Linked DNA regions of Homo sapiens: region 1 is linked to region 2. A link is a contact called in ENCODE Hi-C or POLR2A ChIA-PET data. All regions are on one chromosome and are shown on one strand. The core of a region is the stretch at or near the end of the contact, and the rest is flanking DNA. Distances in the headings are between cores, read along the strand shown. Region 1 overlaps DST (dystonin). Region 2 has its middle 120 kb from the start of COL21A1.

Region 1 (5,124 bases), core at 2,134-4,633, 120 kb before region 2:
TTTAAGAATACTTTACTTTTAGAAAATATTCCATTTCAGCGAACTGAGTTTGGGCGGGGTATTTAAAATGAATCTTTTGTAACCCTATATAATAAATCATAGAAATCTGTTTAAATAAGTTTAAATTTGTGATTTAAAGCATTCTAAAGAGTTGTTGATATTTGTAATATCATTTCAATAAAGTTCTTTTGATTTTGTTGTGCTAGAAATGAAGAAAAGTACAAAACTTACAATATTAGTTTCCTGAGTTTTTAGCTATATCTGAAAGTTTTGCTTTAGGATTTAAAGCTTTTAGTAGATGATATTGTAAATATATTTATATAGGGCTTTTTTTAAAGCTTAAGAAATAAATTTTTGAGGTGATGAAAATGTTCTGGAGTTAGTGGTGATTACAAAACCTTGTGAATATAATTTTAAAAACACTGAATTGTATACTTATAATAGTGTATTTTATATTATATGAGTTATATTGCAAGTTTTAAAACGTATAAAGTTGAAAATGTGAGACATAAAATATATAATCTTTCAGTGAGAACTATGATTTAACCCACATTATAGTTGAATAAATAAAATAGAACTAGTCTTAATTTTTTAAATGAGAAGTAACTGTTGTTTTGTTGGTCTTAAACTTTGAATTTGTTTAAGCAATATTTTATGTCCTGTATAGAAGATACATACAACATTCTAGTTAGAAGCTTTAGAAATGTTCTAAATGAGAATAATATTCATAGTACCACAAGTTTGATTCTTATAATTCTGAATAATCAACTTAAATATATTACTGTGCTGGTTATTTACTTTCTATCCATTGCATGTTTTCTGAGTGCAGAATTAAATCGTACCAATGAAATACTACATTCATTGTATCATAGTACAAGGAGGGATCTACGAGAGCCTCTCATTTTACAGAGGAAGGAATTGAGGCTCAGAGAGATGAAATTACTTGCCCAAACTCACAGAACTAATTAGTTACTGTACAGTGAAAGCTTTCTTGACAGCATTTAAACTGTTGCTTCAAATCTTAGCATGCCAGAATGGGCTGATAATGATAACACCATTTTTTAGATTTCCCAGTAGACAGGGTATGACTGTAGGTTTAATTGTTGTTTCAATGTAGTGAAAAGTATAAATGCGTCAAGGTTGCCCTGAGAGAGCAAACAGAGATGAATATATGATGAGGAGCTTGGGACTGATGACCTAGAAAAATAGAACTCTTAAATTTTACTTTCTTAAAGTGATATAACTTGAGGGTATCTCAATTTAGGAAGTCTGTGCTGCCTTTGAAGCTAAAGAAGAAACATATAAGAGTCTGATGCAGAAAGGCCAGCAGATGCTTGCAAGATGCCCAAAATCTGCAGAGACAAATATTGACCAAGACATAAATAACTTGAAAGAAAAATGGGAATCGGTGGAAACCAAACTCAATGAAAGGAAAGTATGTGCTTTGATTAATATAATAGAATCAGTGTTTTAGTTGTTTCATGTCTTGGACTTGGCCTTATTTCTGAGTAGAGCTATCAGGAGTAGAACTTTCAATGATTTATGTTTAAACATTTTTTGTATATATTTGGAGATTTCATGGGGTAGTTGAAAATAATATTCTGTTTTAACATGAGAACATATTTAAAGGGGTGGGATATATTCAAAAATAGATAAATATATAGATCAAATGTTACTTAGTTATATTTTTAAATGTTAAGAACTACTCAAATTCTGGGTCATTAAATAATTAATTCTATTTTAATCTAATTAAACAAAAGACTATATATATGGGTGAGGGAGAGAGGGAAAGCAAGAGAGTGAGATGATTGTGTATATTCTTTTAAGTACTTACATTTAAAAATTCATGAGAATGGATTAAAATGTATATTAAATTATGAATATGTCTTTGTTACTTTTTTAAAACCGCAAAACTGACAATCTAAGAAATCTCAATATTGCATGAAAAAAACAATAGGCAAGAAATACAAGATTATATGCCATCACTGATGGAGCATAAAGTATGTATTTCATAATATTTTGAGTCCCCAAATTAATTGTATGAATGTCAACTTTTCTTTTTACAGATTATATTTAGTAATTGTGTTCTTTGGTTAATTTCCAAAAAACATGCTTTAGCGTATATTAATTTTTTTTTAGTTACAGTGAGATGCTGCTTACTAGGCTTAAAGGGTTTTGGTTTGCCAGTATTTTAGTGAGGCCCATTACATTTATAAGATATTTAGTTAATATATTAATAGATATGCATAAATAAAGTGGGGATAGGAAAGGAATCTGCCAGAGAATATTTAAACTGAAACAAACAAAATAACCAAGGCCCTTAAACATCACATACTAAACAATCTGTCCTTGCAGACTAAACTGGAAGAGGCTCTCAACTTGGCAATGGAGTTCCACAATTCTCTCCAAGACTTCATCAACTGGCTTACTCAGGCTGAACAGACCCTAAATGTAGCTTCTCGGCCAAGTCTCATCTTGGACACAGTCTTATTTCAAATTGACGAACACAAGGTATGTAGTGAGTCAAATAGATAGGATTCTCTTTTCAGACACCAGGCTTTTTTTTTTTTTTTTGAGACTGAGTCTCACTCCTCTGTCGTCCAGGACTGTGGTGGTGTGATCTTGGCTTACTTCAACCTCTGCCTCCCGGTTCAAGCGATTCTTGTGCCTCAGCCTCCCCACAGGTAGCTAGGATTATAGGTGCCCACCAGCATGCCTGGCTAATTTTTGTATTTTTAGTAGAGATGGGGTTTCAGCATGTTTGCCAGGCTAGTCTTGAACTCCTGACCTCAAGTGATCCACCCACCTCAGCCTCCAAAAGTGCTGATCACAGGCGTGAGCCACTGCACCCGGCTGACAGCAGGCCTTTTTAAAGTCAAAAGCATGCATTTGGTATTTCGAAAGCTTTCGTTTGTCCTTTAAAATAATTTCAGGTTTATGACACCAGAAGCATTTTTAAGATTGATCTGATTTTCATTTGTTTCTACTTATTTCCTTTTTTTCTGGGAAAGGTTTTTGCCAATGAAGTAAATTCTCATCGTGAGCAGATAATAGAGCTGGACAAAACTGGAACCCACCTAAAATATTTTAGTCAGAAACAAGATGTTGTTCTAATCAAGAATCTACTTATCAGTGTACAAAGTCGATGGGAAAAAGTGGTTCAACGGTTGGTAGAGAGAGGAAGATCTTTGGATGATGCAAGGAAGAGAGCCAAGCAGGTAATAACCCTTTAGAAAAATTCTCTGAACTTGTCAATAAACCACTTCTTGCTGTTGAAATATATGTTATGGATGTACTTTTATCACAGGCTGTATTAGGCATAACAATCATGGCATGGTGCCATGGTGGTTCTTTCCTAAAAGGGCTGTGGCCTCAGTTTGGATGCTGACATCACTTTTTGACCTGGCAGCAATTTCAGCCCCTGGGGACTAATCTTAAGAAGACTGATTATAGCTTGACTTCATAGACAGGCTATTATCATTGAGGCCCAGAAAGAAGCTCAGAATTTTTTTTTATTGGGTTTGTTTTCTTTTTCTTTGTCCTTTTGACCTCTGTTCTCATAATCAGAGTGAGACATCATACTTCATTGTATTGCTACCTTTTGTTTAGTTCCTAAGCCAGACTTTCTTCACAAGCTATCAGTGCTGAGAGCCAGACATGTAGCCCTCCCGACAGCTTTCTGAAGGGGCATATTCTCTGTCTGAGTTGGTCGGCACTCCCCACCTCTTTGAACACTTGTTGACAGACCTTCATTTCTTCTCTAATATTTTGAGCAGATAATAGAGCTCCATCTCACTTTGAAATTAATTTTTTTGAATCTTTTGGGGCCACTTTAAAATTTTAATCTAGAGATTTTCACAAATTTCACAGAGAACTCTCCTCTCCTTACTCCCTTTACCTGTTGTTAACATTCCATTCTAGACTAAACACAAAGAGGTAAAGTTATGCATCTCTGTGTGTCTTTGTACTCCATGGAAGAGAGAGGTGTACCTACCTCGCTTGACAAATATATATATTTTTAAACATTTGATTTTTACTAGAAATTTAGTGTAATATTGTAGGAGGATTTTACAATTACTTTTTGCCTCAGTCAGCTGCAATTTTCTAGCCTTAGTGTTGTACCCCATTGTTTTGAGGAGTTAAGCTCAGTTGGGTGATGCAAAAAGATGTCACGGGAGTCAGGTGTTTCAATGTTTAATGCTAACAGTACAAATGTTTGAAGGCTTGAGAAATGACAAATTGCATTGTTATAGCATTACACACCATAGACCCCATTTTGAATGGGAGGTGTGAAATGTTCAGTGTTACAAATGAGTCACTGGGATATACTCCATCTCTAATGTTTCTTTAAGACAGTATTAATTCTCAGCCTGACAGTTTTCTCTCCACATTATGTGGTGCAATAACATGTGTAGTGCCGGCATTTCTTGAGTTATGAACATCAGTTTATAAATGTTTCTTGGATATCAGTAGCCAGTTGCTCATCTTTTTCCTCCTTTCTCGATTTAATCAATTTTATTTTCTCATTTTGTCTAATTAACTTTATAAATATTTGCTACTGTTTTTAGTGCAAATGTATAGCATTTCCTCTATTTATATGGCTTAAAAATAGTTTTGAAAGCAGAACCAGCCTCAGAACTTGTGCGTTTGTATCATTGACCTTACCATCCAACTGTTATAGCCTGTATTATTTGGAGTCAAACTACCTAACACCTTGACTAGCTGTTTCTACTATTTATTTCTTCTTCTTCTAATATCTCAGTTTTTGGCTCAGATATTGATCATACTTCTCTGACTTTCACAATTCATGTGTCTATTCTAGTTTCCATTTTTCCATGTTTTAATTGATTAAAGTTGTGAGAGGGATATGAAGGTTTGTAATGAGATGATCTCCAGAGAGCCCTTACAGTTTTGTGAGTCTGTGTCCTTACTCTGCTCTTATTGTTAAATATCTTGTTGTTATTTCATTATTCATGTGCTTTGGTATACAATAGATTTAATTTTGATTACTAAATTTTTTGTTAGGTATCTGTTCACTTAAGCTTATTGTGACAAATAATTTATAACCAATTTCACAATTGTATCAGAAAATAGTACCTGCTGGTTCTTGATGACAAACCGAAA
Region 2 (5,097 bases), core at 2,249-4,748:
TGTGAGGTAATGCATATGTTAATTGTCTTGATTTAGTCATTCCACTATGTATACATATTTCAAAACATGTTATACAAGATAAATAGGTACAATTTTATATGTCAGTTAAACTTTTTTGTTTGTTTGTTTTTTGAGACAGAGTCTCGCTCTGTCACCCAGGCTGGAATACAGTGGCCCGATCTCAGCTCACTGAAACCTCTGCCTCCTGGGTTCAAGTGATTCTTCTGCCTCAGCCTCCCGAGTAGCTGGGACTACAGGCATGTGCCACCACACCCGGCTAATTTTTGTATTTTTAGTAGAGGCGGGGTTTCACCATATTGGCCAGGCTGGTCTTGAACTCCTGACCTCAAGTGATCCACCCGTCTTGGCCTCCCAAAGTGCTGGGATTACAGGCATGAGCCACTGCACCTGGCCTAAACATTTTTAAATAAAAAAATTAATTTTTAAAATAGCTTATTAGTAAGTAGCAGATGGAATCCCTAGGGTGGCCAGAGCATCAGGTACTATGTTCACCAACTGGAATATGGCTCTAAATTATGCCTCAGGCCTGGTCCGGTGAGGACACCATTGCCATCATGGCTGAGCCCTAAGCTCTCCAGCCCACAGACCTGACACTGAACCTGGGATGCTGGACATCACATTAGTGCAGCAGCTGCTGCTGTTGCCCCCAAAATGTGAGTTCAACAGGGACAAGACCTCAAAGTTTCTTTTTTTTTTTTATTTTGCTTTCTAGCTCCAAATTTAGGGGTAGTCTGGGTTATATGCCAGATCCCCAGCTGCAAAGGCATATGGGAAATCAAACATCTGACATTTTCAGTTTTTATACTGGGAGGGCACACGCCTCACCAAGAGTTATGAGGCAGGAAATTCCCTAAACATAGAGAGGAGTTCCAGATGCTACAGAACAAAAGAATGACCAATACCATTACAACAGCCACCTTCCCTATCATGGGAGAACTGGACTGCAGAATTAAGCCAACATAAAGGAGGGAGAAAAACCAAGAGATGGAGAGACAGACAAAGCCCAGATGACATTATTGAAGCCTCTGAATCTAGATGTTCCTGAAGCTTTTTTCCCCCCACTCCAGCCTTACATAAGCTGATAAATTCCCTTTTTGGCTTTAGTTACATACTCCCTTATGAGTTGAGCGTCTGTCACTTGTAAACAAGAAATTCCTGCCTTATATGGTGCTGTGTTCATTATTAGTGTAGAAATCATATTCTTGCTTCTTTATTGGGGCATTTTTACAGAGTTCTCCCTGCCAATACTTTCTGAATACTCTTGATGCGTTGACACATGGACAAGCCTGAGTGAGGAGGAAGAGAACCACCATTCCTGTCAGCCAGCCTGGTAGGTTGGCCAGTCTCTCCTTGTCCTGTGTAAATGCTTTCTCAGATCAAATTATCCAGATTTTCTCTAATTTTGCTCCTGTCTCCTGTATTTCAAGGAATACTGTTCTCAGCTAATGAGAGCATGAAATCCATGCTCTATGTCCAGTTGCAGGGTCAAAGTGTCTGCTTTGACTGTCTCTAAGATTTGTGGATTTGTACAGGAATCCATTTGTAAACATTTGATTAGAAGCCGGCTCCTTCCTCTCCAGGAGTTGGCATATCTCTGGCCCTGTTGAATTAGTGTTCTGGTGTAGGACACACCTCAAGGATTTATTCTCTGGGGGAATAAACATCTTGGAGCTGTCCCCTCATTTTCTGGGGCACAATACTTGTTGCCTTGTCCCCCTTCACTTTGCTAAGCACCTCTGGCCTCCCTGTTTCTTGGGTCCAACCCAGTCACAAGGGGACTCAGCCCAGCTCTGTGGAGCAGGGACTTGGGTGTGGATTCTGGAAACTCCTTTCTGCTTGTCCGATCATCTTCACTTCTCTGATGGCCCAGGGAGCTGAGGCCTTTAGGGGTTTAGCCCAGGAGAAATAGATGAAAGGTCAAGGAATTCAAATAACATATGAATGGAAAGTCTAAGGTCTTCTTGGCACCCAAAATGGTACCCACTTCTCCTGAATGGCTCAGACACTCCTGTGGATATAGTGTTCTTTCATCTGATGTCAATGAGAGGCTGAACTGCAGATTCTGCATGTCTCTGGCACTTCTTGGATTTATGAGGATGGGCCCCTCTACTCAAACTGCCCTTTCCTGGGGAACCCTGAGAAGTTCCAGTCTACCCAGGAGCTGGTGAACAGGCAGAAGAGGAAAGGCCTGGGATGGTCCACGTGAATGGGGGGAACTTGGGTTGAAGGCCGATATCTCTTCACCTTGGTTGCCCCTGAGGTGGGGCTGGGCACCTGACTCTCCTGGCATGCCCTTAAGCTGATAAAGCATTGGTCATCAGAATGCAGCAGATTGGGCTGTGATTCCTTGTCATTTAGATGAGCTGAAGCCAAACAACTCATAAGATGTCTCTTATCTTACCCTATCCCAGTGTACAAATGTAGTCCCTAAATCCTCTTTCTGCATTAGGATTTTCAGTGAATCTACTGAATAAATAGCAGATGCTGAAGAACTGAGTGACGATACATTTTTAACTTTTCAAACAGCAACTTGATGGCATTTAACTTCTCTTGAAGCTTCCAGACTCTGGAATATATCACACTTATTGGCTGAATTTCCCTTTGAACCTGGAGGGTTTTCAGCAGACATGAGTAACTGGTGAGCAGAAGTTGTGGTCAGCATGTGGTGCAGATCCTAGAGGAAGGGAAAGCAGGTTTTTAAGATGATCATTCAATTCTTCAAGGCATTTCCTTTTTCCATAAAAAGATTATATATTAACCTGATTAGAAATATGTAAATAAGCTGCCTCCTTCCTTTTATTTTCATCTGTTGCTCTGCAAAATCCATTCTTTTTCTGGGAATGGAAGGAACTGATGTAATTGTTCTGTGTGGAGGACAATGAAGAGCTATTGGATCTTTGCCAAGTACATTTCCTGCCAGGGCCTGTTCCTGCACTCAGTTTAATTATGAGCAATTGTTTGGGCTGTGATGTGAAGAAATATTAGAGAATGGAAAAAAAGAAGACCAGAGTTCAGAATATTATGCTACAACTGATTCATGTTTTGGCAAGAACTCTTAACTAGATTTTATGCTTTCGCCTTGTGATGGTATCATAGGGAGCAGCTTTGCCATATAAGCACATAAAGCCCAATTGTACGGTTTATTTTGAAAAGGTCCAAGTAAAAGCATTTGAAAAATGCAGGAATAACACCAGCTATAGGATAGAGTTCTGTGTTAATCATGTGCAGTGCCCTCACAGAGGGACCGCAGTTATTTTAAACTGCATGTTAACACCACCTGTATTTAGCTGGTGTGTCAAATTTTATTGCTTAGCTTTTCATATATTTGACAAATCTCACATTTTACAGAGAGGCTCTGATTAATTCTCACGGTGTGTGCTCAGAGAGGGACGTGATGCCGGTGGAAGCTGAACTCTGAGGAAGGCCGGGAACAGAGACAGGTTTTTCCAGATCGGGATCTGAATCAGGCAATCCAGGAGCCTAGTGTCCTCAAGCGGCCACTGCTGGGAACGTGAATGTAGGCGAGGACCTGGAGATCAGACTCCATGTGGGCCGTTGACCTTTTCTGTTTTTTTGATTAATAAAGGAAAAGACAAATACAGAAAAGCATAACAAGAAATTTAAAGTAGCCTAAAATCTCACCACCTAGAGATAACGCCTATATGGCCTCAAGTCTTTTTCTAGCTTATGTTTACACGTAAGCATATATTTTTGAATAATTACAACCATTCAACATAAACTGTTTTGTATGATACTTTTCCAATTAAAATATATCATGAGCATTTCCCTTGCTTTTAATTCAAATGAAAGAAGTTTTAGTAGCTGAGTGTGATTACCTTTAATAGCTGTACATTCACTCTGAATATCAATTGGTTTTGTATAAATATTTACTGTGGCTGTTTTAATTAGTTTCTGTTTGAATATCATTGAGGTTGAGCAATTTTTTCGTATTTATGGCCATTTATGTGATTCTTCTTTGGCGAATTGGCTATTTACATCCTTTGCCCATATTTCTATGATGGAGACATTGAATTAATTCTAATTGATTTAAAAGATCTCTCTCTGTTGAACACATTAACTCCTTTTATCATATCTTATAAAAAAAGTTTTCACAATTGTTTCCTTTCTTATCTTGTTCAGGATTCTTTTAAGATGGGAAGATTTACATTCTTTTGCAGTCACATACATCAGTTTTTTTTCTTTATTTTTTTTCTACCTTTATGTCCAGAAAAGCCTCTGGGTCTCAACATCAGACACTTTTTTTATCAATATTTTGATTCTTTCATGGACACAATTTTACATAACACCCTCTCACATCTTAGATTTCTTTTGCTGTGTGATATGTAGGATGGTTTTTGATGGGTCCTGCGTTTATCTAGTATTCATTTTGTTTTGAATTGACTTATGGCTATTCTTACCCTGTTATCAGACTGCTTGAACTATTATAACTTTATAGTATGCCTTCATTATCTTCTAGGGTAAGTCCTTCCACTTTTTACTAGTATTTCCATCTTTAAAAAGCCACCAATGATTAAAATAACACTTTTACTTAAGTGTTTTGAATTGAATTTTGTCTTTTGGCTATAGTTAGGAAAGATGACCAAAACAATTGGTTCTCGATATTCAGCTAATAGTAGATACTCTGGATTCATACTTAGTATTTATTTGCATTGATTTCTAAGCAATCTGTACTCCACCTAGCTTGTTTCCAAAGATGGCAGAAAATACCATGCTGCCCATTCTACAGATAGAGTCTCAGCAGTGAGCATATTACATTTTTAATGGAGAAATTATGTGGACATTTTTCTACTGAAATAGTCACAGTTAAATAAAATGAATGGTATACCAGCATCCAGCATATATTTGAAGACTGCTGTAGAAGATTAAAAATTAGAGACCATTGAAAATTTCTCTTCCTCAGCACCACTGAGAATAGGAACAGGAAATGTCCCAAGCGACACTTGCTCACAGAGAATTAATGATAGGAAGTGACCTTGAAGCTTCGTTCCCAAGAAATATAAACAAACTTTCCCTGGCAGCCAATGGCAGATAACTCTGAAACAAAAGGAATGTAAG

Evidence for each region. Hi-C counts contacts between places; a loop is a spot of excess contacts on that map. ChIA-PET counts read pairs that join two places held with the same protein, here RNA polymerase II (POLR2A). Pooled maps may share reads with other maps.
Region 1: a map of endothelial cell of umbilical vein shows a loop between it and region 2 (6-fold over the local background). The contact joins two enhancer-like sites. A Hi-C loop is called at or near these places in 7 of 168 maps with a recorded cell type or tissue (Caco-2, HepG2, PC-3 and 4 more) and 2 of 50 pooled maps. POLR2A ChIA-PET finds 5 or more read pairs at or near these places in 2 of 52 experiments (AG04450 and OCI-LY7).

The regions. Positions count from the first base shown.
Region 1 is chr6:56,490,321-56,495,444 of GRCh38, reverse strand. It overlaps DST (dystonin), which reads left to right. Exons shown (of 104, transcript NM_001374736.1): 83 at 1,265-1,435; 84 at 2,356-2,511; 85 at 3,012-3,218. Among named protein-coding and RNA genes, the nearest start is that of COL21A1, 250 kb to the right of the region's middle. Within about 2 kb of position 3,383, at least 5 of the 41 ENCODE cell types and tissues checked have a DNase peak (open chromatin) inside an H3K27ac peak, as active enhancers do; they include endothelial cell of umbilical vein, where a contact is called at or near this core.
Region 2 is chr6:56,368,637-56,373,733 of GRCh38, reverse strand. It overlaps a transcript of COL21A1 not described here. Among named protein-coding and RNA genes, the nearest start is that of COL21A1, 120 kb to the right of the region's middle. Within about 2 kb of position 3,498, at least 28 of the 41 ENCODE cell types and tissues checked have a DNase peak (open chromatin) inside an H3K27ac peak, as active enhancers do; they include endothelial cell of umbilical vein, where a contact is called at or near this core.